Linked DNA regions of Mus musculus: all the other regions are linked to region 3. The links are chromatin loops, found by intact Hi-C in ENCODE. Cell type or tissue: left cerebral cortex. All regions are shown on one strand. Links, peaks and the distances in the headings refer to the core of each region. The heading gives the core; the rest is flanking DNA. Region 1 holds the start of Slf2 (SMC5-SMC6 complex localization factor 2). Region 2 overlaps Slf2 (SMC5-SMC6 complex localization factor 2). Region 3 holds the start of Cwf19l1 (CWF19-like 1, cell cycle control (S. pombe)).

Evidence for each region. Hi-C counts contacts between places; a loop is a spot of excess contacts. Peaks named below come from ENCODE experiments on the same cell type or tissue, not always from the same donor. Only the 100,000 strongest peaks of a DNase experiment are listed, where the experiment ranks them.
Region 1: it touches region 3 in a loop (2.7-fold over the local background); 2 of 42 quality-filtered maps call a loop at or near these places.
Region 2: a loop joins it to region 3, with 2.7 times the contacts of the local background. A loop is called at or near these places in 2 of 42 quality-filtered maps.

Annotation. Positions count from the first base shown.
Region 1 is chr19:44,927,416-44,935,772 of GRCm38, reverse strand. It overlaps Slf2 (SMC5-SMC6 complex localization factor 2), which reads right to left and starts at 4,654. Exons shown (of 20, transcript NM_001081225.2): 1 at 4,323-4,654; 2 at 1,618-1,661; 3 at 107-840. The coding sequence starts at 4,462. In left cerebral cortex, for the core only: a CTCF peak has its summit at 4,724; DNase peaks (open chromatin) are centred at 4,178 and 4,710; H3K4me3 peaks cover 2,740 bases; H3K27ac peaks cover 1,541 bases.
Region 2 is chr19:44,943,537-44,951,893 of GRCm38, reverse strand. It overlaps Slf2 (SMC5-SMC6 complex localization factor 2), which reads right to left. Exons shown (of 20, transcript NM_001081225.2): 7 at 3,842-3,964; 8 at 2,755-2,922. Gm25482 (a small nuclear RNA gene) reads right to left here and starts at 6,872; the gene lies at 6,766-6,872. In left cerebral cortex, for the core only: no CTCF peak of the experiment used is centred there; a DNase peak (open chromatin) is centred at 4,184.
Region 3 is chr19:44,130,783-44,139,139 of GRCm38, reverse strand. It overlaps Cwf19l1 (CWF19-like 1, cell cycle control (S. pombe)), which reads left to right and starts at 3,264. Exons shown (of 14, transcript NM_001081077.1): 1 at 3,264-3,374; 2 at 6,056-6,140; 3 at 6,976-7,054; 4 at 7,627-7,728. The coding sequence starts at 3,352. In left cerebral cortex, for the core only: no CTCF peak of the experiment used is centred there; DNase peaks (open chromatin) are centred at 2,812 and 3,294; H3K4me3 peaks cover 1,845 bases; H3K27ac peaks cover 692 bases.

The DNA of each region.
Region 1 (8,357 bases), core at 2,203-7,202, 800 kb before region 3:
GCATCAGCCCAAGTTGTGCACCTCTATTTCCTTAACTATGTTATGGGTTAATAAGTATCTGTAGACTTAGGTCTGAGCATGGTACAGCAGTAGTTACTGTACATACCAGAGTTGAGAGATTACTCTTCCCAGGTACAGCCTCAGTGTGCTTGCTATGCTCATGCCTCGGCTTACAGTTTTTCCCTACACCAGACGACTTTAAGGAAAGGTTGCTTGCTTCTGAGAAAGAATTTTCCGAGTTGATTCTCTGCTCCATTTGTTCCTTTCTCAACTTCTTCTGTTCTCGCTCTCGGCAGTAAGAAGCTAATGACAGCTGGAACCTAGCCCCCAGTGTGCTTTCTCCTGGATGGTGCCTGGACAGGCTGCTTCTGCTACTAATACTTCTGGAGCTATGCTTGAAGATGTCACCTTCTGTGGCTGTGGCCTGTTTTCTGGAGTCTTCACTGTTCTTGCCTCGATCTCTGTCATTCTTCTCCCTGTTACTTTCATGAATGAACAGTGACTTCCTTCTCTCAGGAGACTGGTGTTTTTTCTTCTGTGCCTTGATCTCTTTGGGCAATCGATAAGAGGAAGGAGCATAGATGCCAGCTCCTTTGGGTAAATATTTGCTTAGAGACATACAAGGCCGCCGTGACTCATGGACACCACGATCTTTGTGGTGCTCCTTCCCACCTTTCATGAAAGCCTCTAAAATAGGACTTTCTTCTGATGACATCCTCTTAGGTTTAAGTTTTTTTGGTGAAGATAATTTCCTTTCAAATTGCTCTGTCCCAGTGATGGATAATCCATTTCCTCTGTATTTGATGTTTGATTTTTGAGGCGAATCCAACATATGTTTGTCTAAAACAGCCACAATTAAAACACATATAAATCACACATTATTAAAAATAAACTGATGTGTCTATTAATGTTTATATTAGCTATTAACTGTACTGAAGCTACTAAAAAATTCAATCCAATTAATATGTGGTGATAAAATATATTTTGGGGGAATGAGAGAAACTAAGAAATAGGGTTATCTTTTATGAAGTTTCATGAATCCCTTCTGCTACATCAACTAAGCTCACTATAGCTTTTTTTGTGAGCTTTTTACTAGAGAACACAAATAATATAAGCACTATAAGCTGGAATTTTTTTAATGTTAAGAATGTAGAGGGCTGTTGAGATGGCTCAGCAGGTAAGAACACTGACTGCTCTTCTGAAGGTCCTGAGTTCAAATCCCAGCAACCACATGGTGGCTCACAACCATCCGTAATGAGATCTGATGCCCTCTTCTGGTGCATCTGAAGACAGCTACGGTGTACTTATGTAGAATAATAAATAAATCTTTGAGCCAAAGCGAGCAGGGACTGAGCAGGTGGGGTTGACTGGAGTGGGAGTGAACAGAGGTCCTAAATTCAATTCCCAACAATCAGATGAAGGCTCACAACCATATGTACAGCTATAGTGTGTACTCATATACATAAAGTAAATCTTAAAAAAAAAAAGACTATAGAAGAGATGGTTTACTGTTGAGCACATTTTCATTATAACAAACATTTCTTAATCCTGAACAGTATAATCAAAAGTCTGGAGGCTCTCTAAGACAACCCATCAAAAATACATTACCATGCATACCTTGTTTTGCAGCTGGCTTGAAGAAATCTATGATTGACTGTTTCCTGAAAATAAAAGCACAGCTAATATGACATCACAACACCAAATATTCAAACCTCAATACTTTAGATCAAGTCGTGAGTGTTAGATATATAATACGGGCTGAATTCCACTTTCTTATTTAACTAATCAAGTACTGAAAATGTCAATCATAGTTTGCTAAGCCACAAGGGAAAATTTAAAAAAATATATAGCCATTTTTTTGCTAAGTTTATAAACACAATTGAGACTTAAACAGAAACCTGATAAATACTAGAGATCACAGACCTGTCTAACAGAGACTTGCAACATGAGCAGAACAGCAGATGGGAAAGAGAACAATTGGGTTGATCTGAAAAGGAACATGCAAGGCAAAGGTAGAGAGGATCAGCCGTGACTCTTACACTGATCTCTTATGTTTTATAAGATCCTAAACTAACAGCAAAAGCTAGGATGAGCCACAACTTGTGTTTCAAACTTTCTTCTTAAAGATCTAAGATTCCTTAAGATTAGCCAGGAGCAGTAGCACACACCTTTTAATTCCAGTACTCAGGAGACAAGGCAGATGTATCTATGTAAATGTGAGACCAGTCTGGTCTATGGAGTGAATTCTAGGCCTGGTAAGGGCTACACAATGAGACCTTTTCTTGAAAAGCAAATCAAACAAAACAAAATAAAACAGAACAAAAAAGCAAAGATTCAAGGGGCGAAGAGATGGCTCAGTGGTTAAGAACATGTGTTGCTCTTGCAAAGAAGCCAGGGCTCCCCACACCCAGATGGCTATTCACAAATGACTAACTCCAGTTCCAGGGGTATGTGATGCCATCTTCTGGTCTCCTAGCACCAGGCACACACATGGTGCAAATATACATGCAGCCAAAACCACTCATTCACATAAAAAATAAGTAAAATACTTAAAACAAAACAAAACTTAAGATACTTTTACAAAAGCATCATACTACCTAAGTAAAATAAAAAGGAAATTGGACAGTTAACAAGTAAAAAAAAAAATCAAACAGCTTTAATAATATGTACGGGTTACTACACACTAACATGGGCATACAATTATTTCCTGAACCTATACTCTGATCTGTTCATGCATGTTTGAAAGAGAGCCAACAAGCAGTATCCCTGAACATTCCTCCACTGAGCCAGTACTCAAGACGGCAGCCTGAGCAATCCAAACCCAAGGCTGATCTCCTTCTCTAGTGTACATTTTACTGGTAGCATTAGAAGAGCAGTGACCATCTTTCCTGGTTTACCTAGACTCCACCAGTATGTTGAGAGAACCTAAATGATGAGTGACAGGTTATGGGAGAATACATGCATTTGTTTACAGAAAGTCAATTACATTAGGTAAATTAACTCTACCACTGAGTAAAGGAAGAAATACTAGTGAAGACACATGATGTGCCTATTTCTGGCAGTGGAGAGGTGCAAAAGAACCCAGAAGCAGCAAATTAAAACCAAGATATACTTATATTTTTACTAAAAATTAACATCATACCCTTCCCCTAAAGTATTAAATCTAATACTACTCTCCAATACACCTGAATGGAAAAATGACTTTTGGTAAACCATGAAACTATAAACGAACTCTGTAGAGGTAAAATAATTGTTTCCTAAGTTCAAGCACACAGAAATATCCATTACTTATGTATAACTGGTTAAAAAAAATTATGACAGTTTTACAAGCCTTTAATCTGAAAGTGCTGGAACCAAACGTGTTAGAATTCTCAATTTATTGGATTTTGGAGGGGAAATAACTTGAATGTATTATGTGCAGCCCCCAGCAGGATCTGGCGCTGCAACCTGTAGCCAAAATATTACTATTTCTCCAGCAAAGCTTATCAACACTCACACTCAGTACCACCCACAAACCTTATATTAGCTCTGATCAACCTGGCTTGGCTGCCAAGGCGGCTGTGGTAGGAAGCAATGAAAATAGTTGTTTTTCACAGCCTTCTGTCCTTCAGAATTAAGATAAAGGATTGTGAATCTGTGCTACAATATTAAAGCATAAACTTAAAACGTCTGTTACCAATTCTTAAAAAAAAAAAAAAAAAGACAGTACCAAGTTCGTAGATAATTTGAATGTTTTATTGTCAGAGGATGTCATATGATGAAATTCTCCATCATTACATAGCTCCCAGAAAATCCTTACCATATAAAAAAAGAAAGGAAGAAAAAGGAAATAGAAAAAGAAAGGTCTGTTGGTGAGGGAGAAAGTCACTCAAAGAGAAAACAGGCGCATTCCAAAAATGTTTTTAGTATGAATGGTCGTGTACACTGTACTATTAAGTAATTCGTGGGTTTTCCTTATCACATCTTACATAATTAAACTCAAGAAACCACCAGGATCAGAACGATCTAAATAGAGGCTTCGAGAAGGGAGGGCCCCAGGGCAAGCGCTCGAAAAGGAGAAAAACAACCTTCTACCTAAAGCGGGCTCTCCGCAGCCATCTAGGCTGGTGGTCACTAGACCAAAAGCAACACCTCAACTACAGAAAAGGAGACTTCAACTCCCAGAAGCCCCCGCGCGGAGGCGGGGCGAGGGCTTGCAGGCCCCAGAACATCAAGGCCTGAGCTCGCTGAGGATGGCGGGAACTGAAGAGCAGCCGTCCGTAGTCCTCCCCTATACCCGTGCCCCCGCGACCCGGCCCCTTCTCAAGCCCTCTGCACTGTACCTGTCCCCAGGACTCTCTGTTCTTTTTCCCGCTGCAGCAGGGGCGGTACTACCGGGTCTCAGATGGCAGCGCGGGGGCGACGACCCCGGGGCTGGGGATGAGGGGAAACCTGGCCTAGCGGGCATGCAGCGCCTTGTCATGTCGGCGCCGCTGGCGACGGCGGCATGAGCTGTGGCTGGAGAAGCTGGGTGCGTGGTTGCCGTCTTGCTGCTGGGACTCGGGGAGGCTGTCGGTGCAGAGGTGGGCGGCACCCCCTACTCTCTTCATGGCGGTTCTCTCTTCGGAAGTGACTCCGGTGTGAGCGGGAAGGAACCTGAGGACCATCAGGGGGCGGGCCTTTCTTGAGGTGCCGCGTCGCGATTGGCTGACCTGAGGGTCACTCTGGTGGTAGCGCAATAGAAAGCCTCCGCCTGCCGGGAGAGGGCGGGTTTTTTGGAAGGGGGAGGGGAGATTGAAAACTGCCCTCCCCGGGCCCGTCACGTGCGCCTGGGGCGCGCGCCTCCTCGTCGGGGCCGCGGCGGCCTTGGCCGGTGCGTGGGAGTGGGAAAGAAGAGGCAGTGGCGGGTGTTACGACAGCTGGCGACAGCCGCCTGATCGAGGGCTAGGGGTGAGATTTGCAGAAGTAAAACCGAGCCTGCAGCTGTCTGTAGTGAAGATGGCCAACATTTGTGACGATTGTGCTACAGCTGCCCTAATATTTCATAGTCACTTTGGCATCTTAGGCCAAAATGCTGTCACCATTTCCTTTCTGTTCCTTCTCTTATAATGTGATTTGACCGTTCTGTGAGGGATCTTCTATACTGTGATATAGTTGTTCCGTTTTTTTGTTTTGTTTTGTTTTGTTTTGTAAGGGAGGGGGCGGGGGAGCACTCAGTCATTGAATTAGACATTTTTATTCTGTCAAAGCGTTTTGTCTCTAATGGGTTTCCCCATGAAGTCGCAGCACATAGACTTCTTTTCCTTATCAGTAAAGGACTTGTGCTTTGAAGAGGCTGTTAGGTTGGATTTCTTTAAGTTTTTATTTATGTATATGGTGCTCAATTTGCATGTATGCCTGAATGACAATAGAGCATGAGGTTGTGAGCCACCTTAGGGTTGGTGGAATTGAACTCAGGACCTCTGGAAGTAGCAACTAGTACTCTTAACCACTGAGCTATCTCTCCAGCTGGGTTTTTTTGCAGACCGAGGAACTGGTCAGAGTAATTTAAAACTTCACTTCCCATGTGTATAGAATGGGTATAGTTACTCACTTCTCTGGGTAATTTCCCTTGTCCCCCCCACTTCCCCCCCCCCCCCCCACACACACAGGGTTTCTCTGTATAGCCCTGGCTGTCCTGGAACTGACTGTAGACCAGGCTGGCCTTGAACTCAGAAAAATGGCCGGTCTCTGCCTCCCAAATGCTGGGATTAAAGGCGTGGGCCACCACTGCCCATCTTCTCTGGGTAATTTTAAGTAATAAAACCCAGCAATGTAAACAGGTTTAGATTCTCTCGTGTAATTGGTACAAATACAAGATTCTCTTTCCTTTGGGCTTCAGATTTCCTGCAGTACCCGGCCAGTTTTTTTTTTTTTTTTAGGGAAGGCTTGTAATCCTATTGTAATCCTAGTACTTGGGAGACGGAGGTGGAGGGTCAAGAGAGAAGGCCGCGGCTGTGCTGATAGTTCATGGTATAAAGGAACTTGCTTTCATGACCCAGGACCACATGGCAGAAGGAGAGAACTGATTCAGTGCGGTGAGCTATCCTATGACGTCTGTCAGCGTATACACACACGAAATGAATGCAATAAAAGATATCTTTTTAAAGAGAGAAAGAAATAGACATTGAGTCCAGCCTTGACTATGTAGCAAGATCCTGTCTCAAAGGAACTAAAAAAAAAAAAAAAGAAAAGAAAACAAATCCTATCAATCTCAAAAATGTCCAGGCTCTAACTGAGAGGAATGTTCCCTCACTTGGCTGGAGCAAATTCCTAAATGACACACACAAAAAAATTGAACAGGTCTTCCAAATTTATTGTACTGAGATTGAATTGCTTCTGTTGCTAAGCACACTAGACTGACCTGAAATTCACCCCTTTTCTCTTTCCTGGTATCCCTCAAGAGGAAGAATTAACGAGAATAAAGTGACCAATAGGCTGGCAGGTAGGAGGTAAAGAGGAACCACGGGTCTCTCCAGAACTCGCAGCTGTATACCAGGTAGTAACAATGTGAGAGAAGAAACACTCAAACCCAGGGCAGCTTGCAACTGAGAATTCACTACACTGCTTTTAGTCCTTACATTTGAAAAGAACACAGTAAGTGACAAAACTATGTTGAATATGTTTATGCCTTTTAGTGCAGATTATTTCCTGGCCCTTCGATGACTTTGTGCTGGCTATTTCTACACTAGGAACTCCCAAACAGTCCTAGCCACAAAACTTTTAATCTGATTTGTTCCATTCCACACTCAGCGCATAAAAAGAATAAAGAAAGCATAAGAACATGGTCTGCATGATCAATTAGTCACTCTTCTTGAATTATAGTATCTGAGTCTCCCGCCTCTCAAGTGTCACTTTTAGGTCTCTGCTCCTGCTGCCAAACAATAGTTTTCACATTTTCTTAATCTGATCAGCAGATTACAGAGTTAAGTGAGGCAAGAAATCCCTTGATCAATAAACGGAGATGGAGTCATAATGAAAGCACGATTTAAAAAAAAAAAAATCTCTTCTTAACTGGGAGGTAGTTGCCCAAATCCTCAATATCCATCAAGGCTTCTCTTTGTTTGAGCTGCACGGGGAGAACATATAGATTTGAGTTGCCGGCTGAGCTGCACTGAACATAGAGATGGCTGGAGCCTCAGACTCCCCTTTCCTTCAAAGAGAGTTGAACCCCTGCTTTGTGTTTAGACTCAGGTTTTCACTTTAAGTGTGTACGTATACACTACGCACAAACACTTATACTCTAACCTATAGTCAGTATCTCTTTGAGGCACTGGGGCTGGAATTCTGGGTCTCATGCATGCATGTGAGGCAAGCACATGCTCCTAAGCTATTCCTGGCTTCGTGGGAGCTTGTCAGTTTTGGCTTTCTTCCTCCTTTACTTCTTATCGGACTGGAAATAGGTGGCCAGGAAACCGTAAAAGCTGCCAGAAGAGCTCCTGTGCACTCTCATGGGGTGAGAAGACAGGAGAGAAAAGCCGAGGTACTGCTAGGGGACATGATGATAAACAGTGTCCTGGAGTCTAGGTGAGAGAGCGAAAGCAAATCCCCAGGCAGCGCTGGAAGAAGAAGCTGGGGAAAGGAAGACTTGTCTGTAAAAGGCTGCTTTGGTGAGATTTCTGAGCAACGGAAAGGAAGCCAAGTCCTGGGACCTGGAGTGGCTTTTTAAAAATTACTTACTTTATATGTGTGGGTATTCTGTCTGTGCGTTCACTTGCAAGGCTGGTGCTTATAGAGGCAAGAAGGCAGCACTGGATCCCCTAGAACTGGAGTTAGCGACAGTTGTGAGCTACCTTGTGGGTTCTGGGAATTGAACTCTGAAAGAGCAGCTAGTACTCTGAACCAAATCGCTAGCCCCGCCCACCCAGGGGCTTCTTCTGTACAGAAAGTATTTTGAGCTACAATTCAGCCCACTGTACCTGCATTACAGGAAGCCAGCAGGCTCTGATATTGATGAGAGGGAATGAACGGGAGAGATACCAAGGGCAACACTGTTGCGTGAACAATGGAACAACTCCTTAGGACAGGCAGGCTCAGGGTGGGAGTCCTGAGAGGATGCCTGAGACCTCCAACAGGGCAAGATCTCTCATAGTACCTCAGACTCAGGCATTAAGAGACTAGAGACTATTGGGACATAACAAAGACTTGCTAAAAAGCTGAAAACCTGGGACACAACTTCTGGCTTTTACAAGAAAGGCATGTTTTTGTGTTGAGATTGCTATACTTCGAAATTAACTCCAAGACTCTCAGAGGGTACTCAAGGGCAGGCCAAGAGACAAAGGCCCATGTGCTGGGGAATGGATGGGGGTAGGAATGTGTGGAGGGTGGTCTGAGAGGTG
Region 2 (8,357 bases), core at 1,069-6,068, 810 kb before region 3:
CACCCCTCTGTGGGTAAAGTCACATTTGTATGCAGTACTCAGAGGACATGAGCTTTCGTCAGCTTAGGGCTGAACTTCCTACAGCTCAGCACCAGAATCCACACGGTCTTCATACACCTGAAATGCCGCACCCCCAGAACAATGATCCTAGTCTAGAATGACTAGAGCCTAAGAGCTGTCCACCTCAGCATCTCTTTTTATCTTTCTCAATCTTTCTCAACCTAAATTCTGACTTTTAGCCGGGCAAACAAAATCACTTGCTCTACGTGGCACTGCTGACAGAAGTCCACCCAATCAGCCACAAGCTCAAGCAAGCCCAGGCCGCCTGTTCTTTCTTAACAGGAAGCTAGCACTGCCGTACAACAAGTGGCAAAAACAACAGACCAGAGCCAGGACTCCTTAGCCATGAAGTAAAACAAACCCTGGTCAAGCCCAGCGATTCTGACAGCCACTGTTATTACTGTTGTCACCACTGTCCCTTTCCTTTTGCGGTACTGAGAATATGTTTTTGGAGAAAAGGCCCTGCTCTGTAGGCTCAGGGGGACTCCAAACTTGTGATCTTCCTGCCCTAGCAACTCTAGGGTTACAGTGAACTTTCGCGGCTGGATTTACATACTCAGCTCTCCACTTTGAGCTGGTATCTCTTGTAGCACAGGCAGGCCTCAGAACTGAAGATGACCTGGAAAGTTTCTTTTCACTTCTACTGACCCAGTGTGTGCCCCCACATCTGGTTTACGTGGCGCTGAAGGACAAACCCAGGGCTCTGCATGTCTACATAATCACTACCAACCAAGCTGCAGCCCCAGAAATCCCACCTGAATTTAATCCTAGCTGAGAAAAGTATGGGACGTATACGCTTAAGGCCTTTGGTTTTATTTCTAGCACTGTAAAGAGCAGGAAAATCTAAGCTGACACCTGGAAGGCAGCGGCAGATTTTTACTGGGCCCTAATCAAAAACTTTTTTTTTTTTTTGGGGGGGGTGGGGTTCAAGACAGGGTTTCTCTGTGTAGCCCTGGCTGTCCTGGAACTCACTCTGTAGACCAGGCTGGCCTCAAACTCAGAAATCCGCCTGCCTCTTCCTCCTAAGTGCTGGAATTAAAGGTGTGAGCCACCACACCTGGCTCTCTCTCTCTCTCTCTCTTTTTTTTTTTTAAAGATTTATTCATTTCATGTATGTGAGTACACTGTCACTGTCTTCAGACACTCCAGAAGGCATTGGATCTTTGTTACAGATGGTTGTGAGCCACCATGTGGTTGCTGGGATTTGAACTCAGAACCTCTGGAAGAGCAGTCAGTGCTCTTAACTGCTGAGCCATCTCTCCAGCCCAATCAAATACTTTTAAAGAGCAACTTTTGGAAAAAAAGATTTTATGTGTTTAAGTATTTTGCCTCTGTGATGGTTGTCAGTTTGACTATACATGGAATTAACTAAAACCCAAATGACTGGGCATACCCATGAGGGTTTTTTTATGTTTGTTTGTTTTGTTTGTTTTCGAGATAGGGTTTTTCTATATAGCCCTGGCTGTCCTGGAACTCACTTTGTAGACCAGGCTGGCCTCGAACTCAGAAATCCACCTGCCTCTGCCTCCCAAGTGCTGGGATTAAAGGCGTGTGCCACCACTGCCCGGCACGTTTTGTTTTTTAAAGACTTATTTATTTTCATGTGCACTGGTGTTTTACCTACATGAATATGTCTATGTACGGGTGCCAGATCTCCTAGAACTAGAGTTAAGACAGTTGGGAGCTGCTACATGGGTACTGGGAATTGAACCTGGGTTCTCTGGAAGAACAGCCAATGAATTCTCTTAGCTGCTGAGCCATCTTTCCAGCCCCATTTGGAATCCCCCCCCCCCCCCAATAAGATCATTTGAAGTAGGAAGACCTATTTCTTTTTCTTGCTTGAAAAAGGATTTCTCTGTGCAACCCTGCCTGACTTGCACCTCATTCTGTAGATGACACCAGCCTCCACCTCAGAGATTCGCCTGCCTCTGCCTCCCCAGCGCTGGGATTAGATAAAGGTTTGGGTTCTCCCTCCCTCCCGGCCTCTATAAAGGACATAGAGGAAGAATGATTACACCTCCCCTGCCTCCGCCGCCCACCCCCGGTCGTGTTTTCCTAGGAAGGTCTTTCACTCACTGGCATTAAAGCTTACTGCTTTGGAATTCCAGAGTATGCTGAAGACCAGCTGAGACATCCAACCTCTTGGATTGAATAACTGGACTTCTGAACCTTCCTTTTGTAGACAGCCATTGTTGGAGTAGCCAGATCATAGCCTGTAAACCATTTTACCAAATCCCCTTTCTATACCTACAGATTCACGTTACAAGTTCTGTTCCTCTAGACCAATGGTTCTCAACCTTCCTAGTGCTGTGACCTTTTAATACAGTCCCCCAAGGTATAGTGACCCCAACCATAAAGTCACCCTTGTAGCTACTCATAACTCTAGTTTTACTACCTGTGTTATCCAATGGTCTTAGGTGATTCCTAAAGGGGTCACGCCTCACAGGCTACACCACTCTAGGGCACCTGACTAGTATACCTGCATGCATGTCTGGTGTCTGCAGGGTCAGAACAATGTCAATCCTTGGGAACTGGAGTTATGTAGCGTTGTGAGCTACCATGCAGGTGTGGGGAATTGAACCTGGGTCCTCTGCAAGAGCAGTTAAGTGCTCTTAACCATTGAGCTATCTTTCCAGCCCTTAGAACAAATTTTTATACAGGGAAAAAAAATCCAAACATTTATGATTTACTTACTTGAGAATAAGCTTTTCCACAGCACTTTCTCCAATAAAACCAGAGTCTCTTAAATCTAAGGTATACTGATTGAAAATTTTTCCAGAATTGAGGAAATTAAATATTTCTTCACCTGGATGATGATCAGGAATAGCATCAACTGTAACTGAAAATTTCTTTAGAAATTCCCTGAAATACAAGGATCATTGAATATCAAAGAGTTAGGACACACATGATTTTGTACTTAAAATATGAAGGCAAAACACTTGGCAAACTCTGAAGAATCAGCATTTGTGTGAGCTTTTTTTCCCCCCCCCATTTATCTATTTATTTTATGTATATGAGTACACTGTTGCTGTCTTCAGACACACCAGAAGAAGGCATCAGATCCCATTACAGATGGTTGTGAGCCACCATGTAGTTGCTGGGAATTAAACTCAGGACCTCTGGAAGAGCAGTCAGTGCTCTGAACCGCTGAGCCATCTCTCCAGCCCTTGTGTGTGCTTTTTTTTGAGACAGAGTTTCTCTGTGCAGTCCTGTCCTGAAACTTGCTCTGTAGACCAGACTGGCCTCAAATTCAGAGATCTGTCTGTCTCTGCCTCCCGGGCGCTGGAATTAATGACATTTGCTAACAGGACAGGCCCAGTGAAAATTTTAGCATATTATACACTTTAAAGATGGATTAACTCAGGCTGAGGAGATGGCTCAGCAGGTAAAGTGTTAATTTCCAACTGTACGACTGACTTAGTATTTTAGCCAGGTATGGTGCTGCATGACTTTGGTCCCAGCATTCTAGAGGCAGAGGCAAGTGGATCTCTGGTCTGAAGAGAATTCCAGGCCAGCCAGGGTTCTTATACAGAAGAATCCTGTCTCAGAGAGTGTTTTGCGCTTCTTATGGCTACACATTTCACACTTTCAGTAGTGAAAATCACTGAGTCTCTCAGTGCTAACACTTAGGCTGTAACTTGGTTTTAATGTTGGCCTTTCAGCAAAACGCAAGTGTATCTCAGTCACTAAGCAGCCAGCCAAAGGTCAGCTGTTTTATAAAATCAAATTTAAGAAATGGCAAAACAGTACCAGAAGATTATATAATTTAAAAAGACACTACCTGTGTTCTTCCAAGAGGCCATCACCATCATCTGTACTATCCTGATCGCCAGTTCTGAGAGGAGATTTAATGCCACGGCCTTGTCTTATGTCTTCCTGTAGCTTCTTCTGTAGTTCATCTAGCCTGAAAATTGAAAAGAATGTCACAATAAACAATCCATATTTATTTATTCATTCATTCTTGAGACAGGGTCTCTCTATATAGTTCTAGAACTCTCTATATAGACCAGCCTGGCCTTAATTCAGAGATCCATCTGCCTTCTGAGTACTGGGAGTAAAGGCATGCACACTAGACCAGGCCTATGATTTATTTAAAAATAGACAGCTTTTGCTGTGATCTAAAAGCTGCACCAAGAAAAACTCTCACCAAGTACTGTTATATAACAAGTTATGTTATAATATAGGGTAAATCACATACCCAAAATATATTACGTTATTTTTTTTTAAGTTTTATTTTATGTGTTTTGCCTAAATGCATGTTTGTGCAGTACCCACAGAGGCCAGCAAAGGGTGTTGGATTTCCTGGCACTAGAGTCACAAATGATTGTGAGCAATCATGGGTGCTGAGAATCAAACATGGGACCTCTGGAAGAGGAACCAGTGCTCTTAATCACTGAGCCATCTCTCCAGCCCTTCGGGTATTTCTTTACAACTAGAAATTTAAGAATGACCTATCCAAACCAGAAATAGAAAAAAAAAAAAAAAAAAAAGACCAAATTTGATTATGTTCTCTAATCTTTAATACTCACTGACATCTTGTAGACTAACGCCCTGATAATGTTAGGTTTTTGTTTTCATCATGGTCACATGATTATTATCAGTACCACATGTAACACTTATTGAGCACTTACTATGGAACACCAAACCACAACTCTTGGTGAGATTAAAGGGAAATAAATGATCAATAAACTTGAGATCTTCATGCCTCAATTTAAGTGTTGGTGTGTGTTTGTGTGTGTGACCACATGTAGCAATGCTTAATTTTAAACAATTTCTCTAAATTCAGAGGGAAAAAACTTTTAACCTAAACATCTGAAGATTTCCTATAGTCATGTTTAACAAGGTTAAAATTTGTAACTTCTATGTAATTCAGTTATCTAAACTTCCTTTTAAAGTTACTTAAAAATTGATTTTTTTACTGGTTGTGGGCGTGGCTGTGGTGGCTAGAAAAACATGTCAGATACCCCTGGAGCTGGAGCTATAAAAAGAGTTGTCCAATGTGGATGCTGGCAACTCAATGGTAGTCCTCTGCAAGAACAGCAAGTATTCTTTATCAAGGAGCCATTTCTCCAGCCCCCTGACCAGCTTTTTAAAGAAACATTTATTTGCTTACCAACTTATTTATGTGTTATGGTCATGGAGGTTGTTGACAACTATGTCTCACTGTATGCTTGAAGGCCAGAGGTCAACCTACAGGGATCTGTTCCTCCTTCTACCATGGGGATTCTCAAGACTGAACTCACGTCATCAGGTTTCGGTGGCAAGTGCTTTTACCCACTGAACCATCTCAGCGGCTCCAGTCAACAGCTAAACTTTAAATGAAGTTTTCTGGGTCGGTACATGACTAGATGTACTGTTCTGGTATCATTAACAGTAAGTCTGCAACCACACACATAATTTTTTAACTCAAAGCTTAATTTATGTGTATGTGTGATTATGTGTCCCACCTATGTGTGTGTGTTTCCATGGAAGCCAGAAGAGGGTGTTGAAGCTCCCAGAGCTGCAGGCACAGACGGTTGGTTGTGAGACACCAGACTTGGGTTTTGGGAAATAAACTCAGGCCCTTTTGAAGCACAGCAATTATTCTTAGTCACTGAGCCATATCTCTAGGCCCATTGTTTAAAACTTTTATTTGTGTTTTAATTATTATAATTATATTTAAGCTAGGCACAGTGGAGCATGCCTTTAACCCCAGAACTCAGGAGGCAGAGGAAGGTAGAGTTTGAGCAGGATCTACATGGTGAGTTCTAAGACAGCCAGAGCTACATAGTGAGACCCTACTTCAAAAAACTAAAAGTAAACAAACAAAATTACATTTACTTCCATGTGCACATGAGCATGCGTGTGTGCGTGTGTGTGCACACGCACTCTCGTGTATGAGTGTAAGCCAGAGGATGACTCAAGAGTCAGTTCTTTCCTTTCTCCATCCAAGTCTTAGGGACTGAGCTCTGGATGTTAAGCTCAGCGAGTGCTTTTACCCACTGAACCGTCTCTCTGGCCATTTATTTATTGAGATAAGACACTGAATTCGTGGCACTCTTCCTGACTCAGATTCCCAAGTCCCTGAGTTACAACGGACAATACATTCAGCTAGTCACATGACTGTCACTGGGAAATCATGACCCTCAATTTCTTGACGTGTATCAAGTCGGCTGCTTATCATTTTGAACTATTTCCTCCAAAGATTAACATGACACAAAAAACATGGTTATCTTGGTTTCAAACTTGTTCTTAGTGTTAGGCATGGTGGTAGACACCTGTAATCCCAAAATTTGGGGAGACTGAGCAGAAGAATCCAATCTTTGAGCCCAGCCATAACAATCCACTGAGAGCATACTTAATTAAGCAAATAACCCTTCCCCCAGCCTAAGAAAACAGTACAAAATGTCTGAAATTGGTAAACATTAAAAAAAAAATGTAGCCGGGCAGTGGTGGCACACGCCTGTAATCCCAGCACTTGGGAGGCAGAGGCAGGTGGATTTCTGAGTTCAAGGCCAGCCTGGACTACAAAGTGAGTTCCAGGACAGCCAGGGCTACACAGAGAAACCCTGTCGGGGTGGGGGTAGGGGGGAGTTTGGATTTTAAAATGTTTAAGTGAAATCAATTTATTTATAAAAAAGATTAAATAACCATGGTTCCTTAGAGCAGTTTATATCCATATTCTATGAAAACTGAGTTTTTTGAGAGTTAAATGTAGCTAATTTTTAAATTATGGAATGCTTCATGAGTCTGCTTATCATCCTTGTACAGGGGGTCAAGCTAATCTTCCTGTATTGTTCCAATTTTAATATACATGCTGCTGAAGTGAGCAAACATAAACACCAAGGTCCTACTTCTGTGCTAACAATAAAAACCCGGCAAAGGCTCTCAATAGACATTACTCCAAAATGAAGAGCAAGTGCTGAAAGAAATGTGGAGAACAGAGACCCCCATGCACTGCAGACGGTCATGTACAATGTTGCTCTTGCTGCAAAAGTCAGCGTGGCGTTTGTCCCAAACCCCAACAATCACCTCAAGTTCAGTAAGTCCTGGTGTGGGCCCAGACTCAAAATATACAAATCACCATAGCATTTTTTCCTATAACAGCTGAAAAGTAGACACTGCCCAAGTGGCCACTAATGTATAAATGAACAAAATGTGGCATGTAAGATGGAACAGTCAACCTCAAGAAGGAAACTCTGACCCAACCTTCACTACAAACAATGAAGATATTATGCTAATTACAATGCTCTAGATATAATAAGGAAACCAATAAATGATCTCACATGAAATATCTAGAGTAGTCAACTTCATAGGAACAGGAAGAAAAATACAAATGGTGATTTGCCAAAGGCAAGGAGGCAGAGCAGAATGGGAATAGGCATGGGAATCAGTTTGAGAAAATGAAGAACTCTGGAGCTAGGTGATGGTAATGCCAGTGTGCTAATACAACCTGAACTACTGAGAATAAGTAGGGCTAGGTGATGGCTCAGTGCATAAAGTATTCGCTGCACAGAATCAGGCCCTGAGTTTGAATTCTCAGAACCCACATATAAGCTGCATGCATATACCAGATGTGTTGGTGCACACCCTTAGTTCTAAAACCCTGTAGGCAGAGGCAGGCAGAATTCTGTAAGTGTGAGGCCAGCCAGAGTGATACAGCAAGAGCCTATCTTAAAAAAAAAAAAAAAAAGGCATTGGATACATAGCACAAGTGTCTGTAATCCCAGTGCTCCCATAAGAAAATGGGAGGCAGAGAAAGGGGACTCCTTGATGAAGCTCATGGGTCTGGCATACACAGCAGTTTGAGCCTGCCTCAAACACTACAGGTGAGGACTGACACCAAAGCTGTCCTCAGATCTTTACACGCATGCTACAGCAAACATGCACTAGCACTCTCATGCACACACTGTACGTGCACACATATAATGAAAATAAATTCTACTCATGCTTTTCATTAAGGATACAGTAAGATACTGATATAACAAGCAAAGAGAAGTCTATATTAATAATGAATGTAATAGATAGCATACTGTAAAAACCTGTATCTTTTGATGTCTCTTGAACAAGAGAACATACCTTATTTCTAAAACAGTTGACAAAAGAGAATTAGAATAATGGTACTCCTACAAAATGAATGTTAATATCTAGTTCTCTTGGGACTCTTGGTGGACTGGGGACCAAAGTTATGGCTTTGTACTTGCTTGGCAATCAATCACTTTCCCACTGAGCTAAATCCCAACCCTATCTATACTAATGTACCATTCTAAGGTAAACTAAAGCCAACTCCATAGTAAAGCAGTTGTTAAATGAAACAG
Region 3 (8,357 bases), core at 570-5,569:
AGGCTTAAAGGCTGAGCAGAAGGAGTGAAAGGAGTATTTCAATAATTTCGTAACCCGAGCCTTCCTCCAATCAGGGACTGAACCTCGGCCTTGAATGTGCAGGACAAGCGCTCCACCAGGGAACTCTTTCCCTAGCCCTTTCACTTTTTATTCTGAACCTAGGGCTTCAAGGCAGTGGCCCTCAACCTGTCGATCAATATCCTCCTGTATAACAGATTATGATTCATAACAGCAGCAAAATTACAGTTATAAAGTAGTAATGTAATAACTATGGTTGGGGGTCACTACCTGAGGAGCTAACTGTGTTAAAGGTCTCAATGTCAGGAAGGCTGAGGAGCACTGCTCTAAGGACTTCAGTAGGCTTCAAATTGGCAACCTTCCTGCTTCAGCCTCCTCGAAAGCTGAGCTCATTGACCTGGGCCACCAGGCTCAGTTTCTTCTTTCTTTCTACTTGAGGCAGATGTGTGGGGGTGAGATGACATGTTTACATCTGTTCTGGAAATGTGGCAAACACAATGTGTATGTGTGCCTGTGTGTTAGGTGGGAAGGCAGGGAGCAACAGTCATACATAAAGCATTTTGTGACATATTTCCTATTGTATGTATGGGGTGAGAGGAATTTCGGAGAACTAAAGACATCAGATGGATGACGGGTTAATACAAAGTTGGTTGGATTGGGAGGCATCCTAACCTTATCTACAGCAGCATGCTGTCACCTAGCAAGGTGCCTAATGTTCTGCATGCCATTCCCAAGTATGGTAGTTTGATTAAGAATGGCCCATATAGCCTCATCGATTTGAGCCCTCAGAGAGAGTAGCACTATTTGAAAGGATTAGAAGGGTTAGAGGGTGTGGCCATGGAGAAAGTGTGTCAGTTGGAGGTGGTTTTAAGCTTTCAAAAGTCCATGCCAAGCCCAGTGATTCCCAATGGATCAGGAAGTAGTTCTCATCTACACCAGCACCATGTCTGCCTACAGGCTGCCATGCTTCCTGCCATGATGATAATGGACTGAACCTCTGAAAGTAGCCCCAAGTTCAAGGCCTTCTTTATGAGAGTTGCCTCAGTGATGGTGTCTCTTCCAAGCATTAGAACAGTGACTAAGTAGGATACCAAGAGGTTGCTTCTTCTCCTTCTGCCTCTTCTGGCTGTTATAGACTGTAATCATTTATCCTTACTTCTCCGGTCTGTAACGGGCCTTTCATTTAAATATGATATATGTGCATGCTTTGTCTGCATGTATATGTGTGCATTGTGTGTGTGCCTGGTGTCTATGGAGGTCAGAAGAGGATGTGGCATCCCTGGAACTAGAATTACTGAACCACCATGTGGGTCCTAGGAATGAAACCCAGATCCTTTGGAAGAGCAAAGTGCTCTTAACCATGGAGGATACATCTCTCCAGCCCCCAAAACTAAAATTCTTAAATGTATACAAGGGTCCTACTTAAAGATATGTGTATCTTAGGCTGGTGAGATGGTTCAGCGGTTAGAGCACTGACTGCTCTTCCAGAGGTCCTGAGTTGAATTCCCAGCAACCATATGGTAGCTCACAACCATCTGTAATGGGATCCGACACCCTTTTCTGGTGAGTCTGAAGACAGCAACAGTGTACACACATGAAATAAATAAATCTTTTAAAAAAGAGGCTGATATATATATACATATATATATATACACACACACATACACACACATACATATACACACAGACACATATATATACACACATACATATATACACATATACATATATATATACACACATATGTGTGTATGTGTATATATATATATATATATATATATATATATAATCTTGTTATTCCTACACTTACAGTGTAGTAAGCCATCTCTATGGATACATTTTTATTTTTAGAATTGATTTGATCCTATAGGAAAGTTGCAACAATAATACAGGCAAATTTCACAGACACATTTTCATATTTTACTGTTGTTTTCTCATCTCTGAAATCATATAGCTGTTCATATTAGCAAATCTGTCTTCAAGATTCAGTCTTGAAAGCCACTCCTGGAGTGTATCATCCAAAAAGTAAGAAAAAGGTTTAAGTTACCAACAAAGCAGGGGTATTAATATGTATGAGGCAAAGGATTTAATAACCCCCTCAAAAGCACTGCAGAAATTGTGAGAAAATTAGAGATTTGAGATTCTTTCTTAACAACTTGATTCTGGTAACTTGGGTTTCTTTCCTTGTCAGGACAGTCCTTTCCAGGTCCTTAGCAGGCTGTTGCTGGTTGGCTTGGCCCCTTCAGAAAAACCGACTTACCAAAAGCAAAGCAAAAAGAGACTAGAGATAGGACCCGATGAAAATGTGAAATTTGTTTAATCCCTGAATGAAAATAGTCCCCATGTATACAATCAATTACAGAGAACTAAACATTGTGTACATTAGGTCTTGTTACTGAATTAATTTAATTCTTTTTCAGTGTGCTAATATTAAGGTAACTTAAGGGAGGGTATTTTTATGTATTTGAGAGGTGCACACTGAGGTCTGCACTTCGCTTTCAGATAACTCAGTGAGAAGGACAGGGTTTGGGTACTGGGGGAGAAGTGAGCAAGAGAGAAAATGTAGCGACATGCCGATACACTGAATAGAAGCTATTCTTTCAATGTGTTAAAAAAAATTTAGGGGCTAGGGAGATGTCTCAGTCACCCATATAACAAATCATGAAGACTGGAATTCGCATCCCTAGTACCCATGTAAGTCTAGACAGGTAAGTTTCAGGTCCCACGGGGAATCCCAGCGTTCAGGAAGCAGAATTAGGGGATCTTTTGGGCAATATGGCTTCCTAGACTAGTCTAATCCAACGAACTCTGGGTTAAAATGATACCCTATCTCACTCAATAAGATTGGGAGCAATAGAAGAAGATTCCTATTCTTTCCACAGGAACCTGCATGCACACAAGCATGTCCCCCTCCCCCCAAATACAAACTAAAACAAAAACAAAAAACCCAGCCAGGGTTGGAAAGATCTTAAGAGCGCTAGCAGTCATGGGATCCATACAAACTCGCAGGCGCACAGTTCAATAATTCCAAATGTTTCTAAAACAAACAAAATAAGACACATTTTTTTTCTATTTTAATTCCTCCATCCTTTTCACTCCAGTTACCTTTCCTTAAATAAATAAATATAAATAAATAAATAAATAAATAAATAAATAAATAAATAAATAAATAAACGCGGAGAGATTTTTACCCCTCTACACGCCCCATAGCTAGGTGATTTCTATTGGCTGAGTGGTGTGACGTCATATTTCTGCGCCCCGGCGTTCCAACCTTGAGCGCGCGTTCGTGTTTCTAGCCTTTGGTGGCCGTCCCAGCCCTGGTTGTCATTCCCGATGGCTCAGAAGCCACTGCGTCTGTGAGTGACCTTGCATCGGTAGACTCAGGCACATAGGAGAAAGGGAGAGAGGCGGGCGGAGGAGTGGGGGGGTCTTTCTCCACACCGGAAGGGGAAGACGGAGGGGAGGTCGCAGGGCTGCTGGGAGCCGGAGTGGAGGCTTCCTGTTCTCGCCTCCCAGTTCATTTCGCCCTGGTGTCTTCAGAGTCTCTCTGGCAGAACTAAAAACTTGATGAGCCGGACTTCTTTTTCCTTAGGCCTAGTCTGCCTGGGACACACCATCTCCTTGTCGTTTCTCCCGGCGTCGCACGTATTGATTAGCCAAATACTTGCAGGCATGGGGTGCACGCATGGGTTTTGTCAGACAAGATGAGCATTGTCCTGTCCTCGCGTACTTTTGTTTGCGCGGTCGGTTAGCGAAGACATGACTTAATTTAGAAAGACTATTGTATTGAGCAGCGGACAAGCGTCGCACAAACCAGTTCCCGCCTTGATAGCTGATAGTCTAGACTAGAATAACACGTGTTAACGAATGCGGAAAATGTAGAGAAAGGGTTGATGGTTCTGGAGGGTATATAATAACGATATTTGGCTTAGTATAAGGAATTAAGGCTTTCATGAGAAAGTGAGGATTTTTTTTTTTTTTTGAAAGTGAGGATTTAACTCTGGCAAATATTATTGTATTTAACTCAGAGAAGACATTGAAACGTTTAAAAACTCCTTAGTGTGACCTAGTTTTTGTTATGGAAAGTGATCCTGCTTGAAAGTTGGGAAACAAATAAGAGCCGAAGTAGAAGGCAACAAGCATTAGGTAAAGCAATGTCAGAGAGAAAGTTCAGGAATGGATAGTCTGTTAAGCAGGTGGACTCACAGGGCCTGGTGATGTTTTGATGGTGAGAAACCTCCACTGTAAGGTCATAGATTTCTGTCTTCAGTCATTGGGATCAGAAAATGCTGAAAAGGGGCCCAGATCAGAGAGTGAATATGGATTGTACCTGTCAGGAATTGATAATCAACAGGGAACAAAAAGATGTTAGAGGCTCTCAAAGAATAAATTATACTGCATGATAGTTAGGACAGAATTTGTTCTGAAATGGTATATGGATTTCTGAGATTTTGAGAAAGTGGCTTTCTCAGCCCACCAGGAGGCTACAGAGACTCAGCCTTGATGGATGGAAAAGCCTTGAGGTTGAGCACAATGGGGCTCTTAGGAAAGAGAATTCCCTAGAGCCTAGCAGAGGCAGAGTGATCAATCTGCAGTTTGGGAGAGTTTAGTTAGGAAAACTTAGAGAAAGTACTGGGAAGACAGGCCAGAACCGGAGGAAAACTCTTTCTACAGGAAACGAGGCACTGTGTAATGTTTTTAGGAAGGAACATTAAACTGAAGCAGAGAAAGCACTATGGGGTCCATATAGTCTACCTTGCCTCCAAACCACATCAAGTAGGTTTCTCCGCCTCAGCCATTCCCTCTAAGTTGTTCAGATTTGTTTCCCTCCGTTCCTGCCTCTCCCTCATTTCCCATCCCGCTTCCCCACTTAGCTTGTCTTCAGACTTTAAGTTTCTCATCTGCTTTTCTCGTCCCTGTTTCCATTGGCCATTTCCTTGGTTAGCACTTTGATTGTAGTTTAACTGTTCCTCCAGACCGTCCTTTTCTGTTATTAGACGTATTGATGAAACATGTACAATCATATCCTTATGCTGCTTGAGACTGTTCAATGATAGGAACAATAAGAACAGAGAGATATACGACAATAGAGTCTATAGTATTTTGAGTTAAAAGATGTTACAAAAGTAAGTAAGGGCTGGTGAAATGGCCCAGTGAGTAGTGGCACTTCCTGCCATGCCTGGTGTCCTGAGTACAGTCCCTGATGACACACGTGGTGGAGAGAGGGAACTCTCTTTAGTGGTTCTCTGACCTTCACATGAACACCGACACATATACGCCCTCCCAATACAATACCTCCCCTAAAGTGAAAACAAACAAACGATGTAAGTCAGAATTGTACAAGTCAGAACTTAGATGTTAGAGCAAGTCACTTCACCACTTGGGACAGTCCCCCTCATCAACCTTCATGCTTGTCATTTTCTCCTCCCTGCCCTGTAACATGCTATGCTTGCCTCACAACATAGCCTTTTCCATATATGCTTGTGATTGGAGCCACCCGTCCCTTATTGTAAACTCTCTGAGGCTTTACATGAGTCCAAGTGCTTCTGTAATTCTAATGTGTTCTTAGGGTAGTATGTGACCATTGAGCTTTGCATAGTGTAGTTGTCCGGTTGGTGTTTGCTGAACGATGACTGAAGCCGTGTAGCAAGGCACACGCTGTGGAGGTGAGGAGAACAGAATGGGTGTGAAACATGGTTGGAGACTCACCTGGACTTAGATTAAATAAGGAATTAGCTGACTCTTAGTGACCAAGTTGGTGATAAACCCATCCACGAAATTTAAGAATCAGAAGAGGTTGGCTCAATTTTGAAGACACGAAAAGCAGATTTTTAGATATGGTGAGTTAGAGGTATTGGTGAGATATTCAGAAAAGTCTGCCTGGTAGCTCAGAGTAGTTGATATTGACCATAAGTCAGAAGATACCTGCTGGGACTAGTTCATAGCGCTAATCTAAAAAAACGAGTACATTTACACCAAGCCTAGCAGATCCATTTGTGTTTCCTGAATTGCTATAACGTTTATCTCTTGTTTGCAGCTTGGCCTGTGGAGATGTTGAAGGAAAGTTTGATGTTTTATTCAATAGAGTTCGGACAATTCAGAAGAAAAGTGGAAACTTTGATGTAAGATGATCATTTTTACTGAAATTTTACACTGTAGTCAAACATTAAAAGTACTGATTCTTTGTTAATTTTATGACTGACTTTCCCATTTTTTGTTAGGTTGTGGTTTTTATCCTTAATTACACTAAGTAGCTGTGGATTGATGGGAGGAGGGAGGCGGTCTATACTGTTCATCTCATTACTTTCTTACTGAACCAAAAACAAGCAAAGAAACACACTGAACAGAGCTAGCCAGTTCTGACACCTGGACTGATAAGCCCAGGTCTGCTTCACGGGTGTGCGCTCTGGATCAAATCAGATAACAGATGTGCAGGTCTTTACCAAAGAAAGAATGAGGAATGAGTGTTGTGTGTGCTTGCCACGTAGACTATGAGTCCCTAGGACACGGGAGGACTGTAGGGTTAGGGAGGACTTGTGCGTTGGGTTGAGGGATAAGTAAACACAGCAGCACATGTGGTGGGCTTCTGCCCTGTAGTTCTGAAGTCTAATACTGAAGTTTTGTATTTCACGGACTGATTCCTTCTGCATCTGTTTCAACACTGCTATGTATTCCAAGGAAGGAGGATAGAGAGGCCTTGGGAACCTTTGGAAAGCACATAAGTTCTGCCTTCTGAAAGCTCGTTTCCTTCACTTTCCCCCCACCCTCAATTTGGAGTGATTGACAGACAGTGCATCGAAGTTGAATAATTCATAGAATTATCGTTAATTAAATTAATGAAGAAATACTTGGTTTGAGACTATTAAATAGAGTAATTAGCTGAATATTACAGTCAATGTAATGTTTAATTTTTTTGTTTTGTTTTAATCTCATATATCTTTAAAAAACTCATTTTAGCTGCTGTTGTGTGTAGGAAACTTTTTTGGCTCTGCCCAGGATGCTGAGTGGGAGGAGTATAAGACCGGCAACAAGAAAGGTAGAGAAATTGCTGTTGTTTAATGCATGACTTCTAACAAAATCTCAGGGGCTGGGGTTGCTGTTGGGCCGTTTCTCACGTATTAGTTGCTGAAGATTTCTCTCTTGGCTGGCATAGCTGCTTTTGGGGAGTTTCTCTCTTGGTCTTGGTAGCACATGCGCATTATGCTAATACTTGAAAGGCTAAGATAGGAGCATCCTAGATCTGTGGCTGGCCAGCCTGGGCTACATGGTTAAAATAAAGGGAGTTATGTCCCTCTTAAACTCTGCATTGAGCAGAAAAGAATGCATATATATATATATATATATATATATATACATACATACATACACACACACACACATTGAGCATTTGAGATGGCATTCCTTTGGTCTGGTGACATCACTTAGTCGTGAAGCCGTGGGGTTGGATTAGGAATCCTTGGTGATGAGCGTGTTCCACATTTAGGCTGGCTGTGGAAGGAATGCACAGGCTCTTGACTTTTGCCATGACTATTTTTCCTGTGAGGAAACCTTTCTCAGTGTTCAGAGCAGATCCAGTAACCATATGGTGGCATGTCTGTTCCCCATTAGCTCCTATTCAGACATATGTGCTTGGTGCCAATAACGAGGAGACAGCAAACTATTTCCAGGGTGCTGATGGCTGTGAATTGGCTGAAAACATCACTTACCTGGGTAAGTCAAAAAAAATTTTGTAATGAATTTAGTAAAAAGAAAAAAATAGAGATTAATCTCAGGAAAAGTTTTGACTGGCTTCTTCTGCCATTACTACTTGAGAGAATAAGCATTTTGTTTTGTTTTTCCCTTTGGGGAATATTTTTCCTCACAGTCTGTGTCTAGAGCCCTTTAGACAGTGATATTTATTCCTCACGTTTCTCTGTTTCTCCTCAATCTTGTGTTCCTGAGCCCTGGACCAACCACCTTTTCAGCCAACCAGAGTGACCAGTCCCTTAAGCACTTAGGGTATACGTTACATTCAAATAAAAGAAACTCCGTCCTTACACTGACCTTGCTGGATGCTTATGCCTTACTTGATAATGTGGCTTCTAACTGGCTTTACTCTAGGCTCAGTCTAGGCTCTGGTGGCTCAGGTCTCTAGTGTCCATCACTGTGTTTTTCATCCCTTTTGTCTTTTTTTCTGTTTTAAGGAATACTCTTAATTCCAGCTCAAAGCTGCTCATAGCCCTCTACATTTCTTCAGTTTCAGGACAAAGACAGTTGTCAAGCTTTGCTGTTGTTCCCTCCCCACTGTCTGACTTAGTCTGCTGTGTACATGACATGATCGTTACTCAGCTCATTATAAT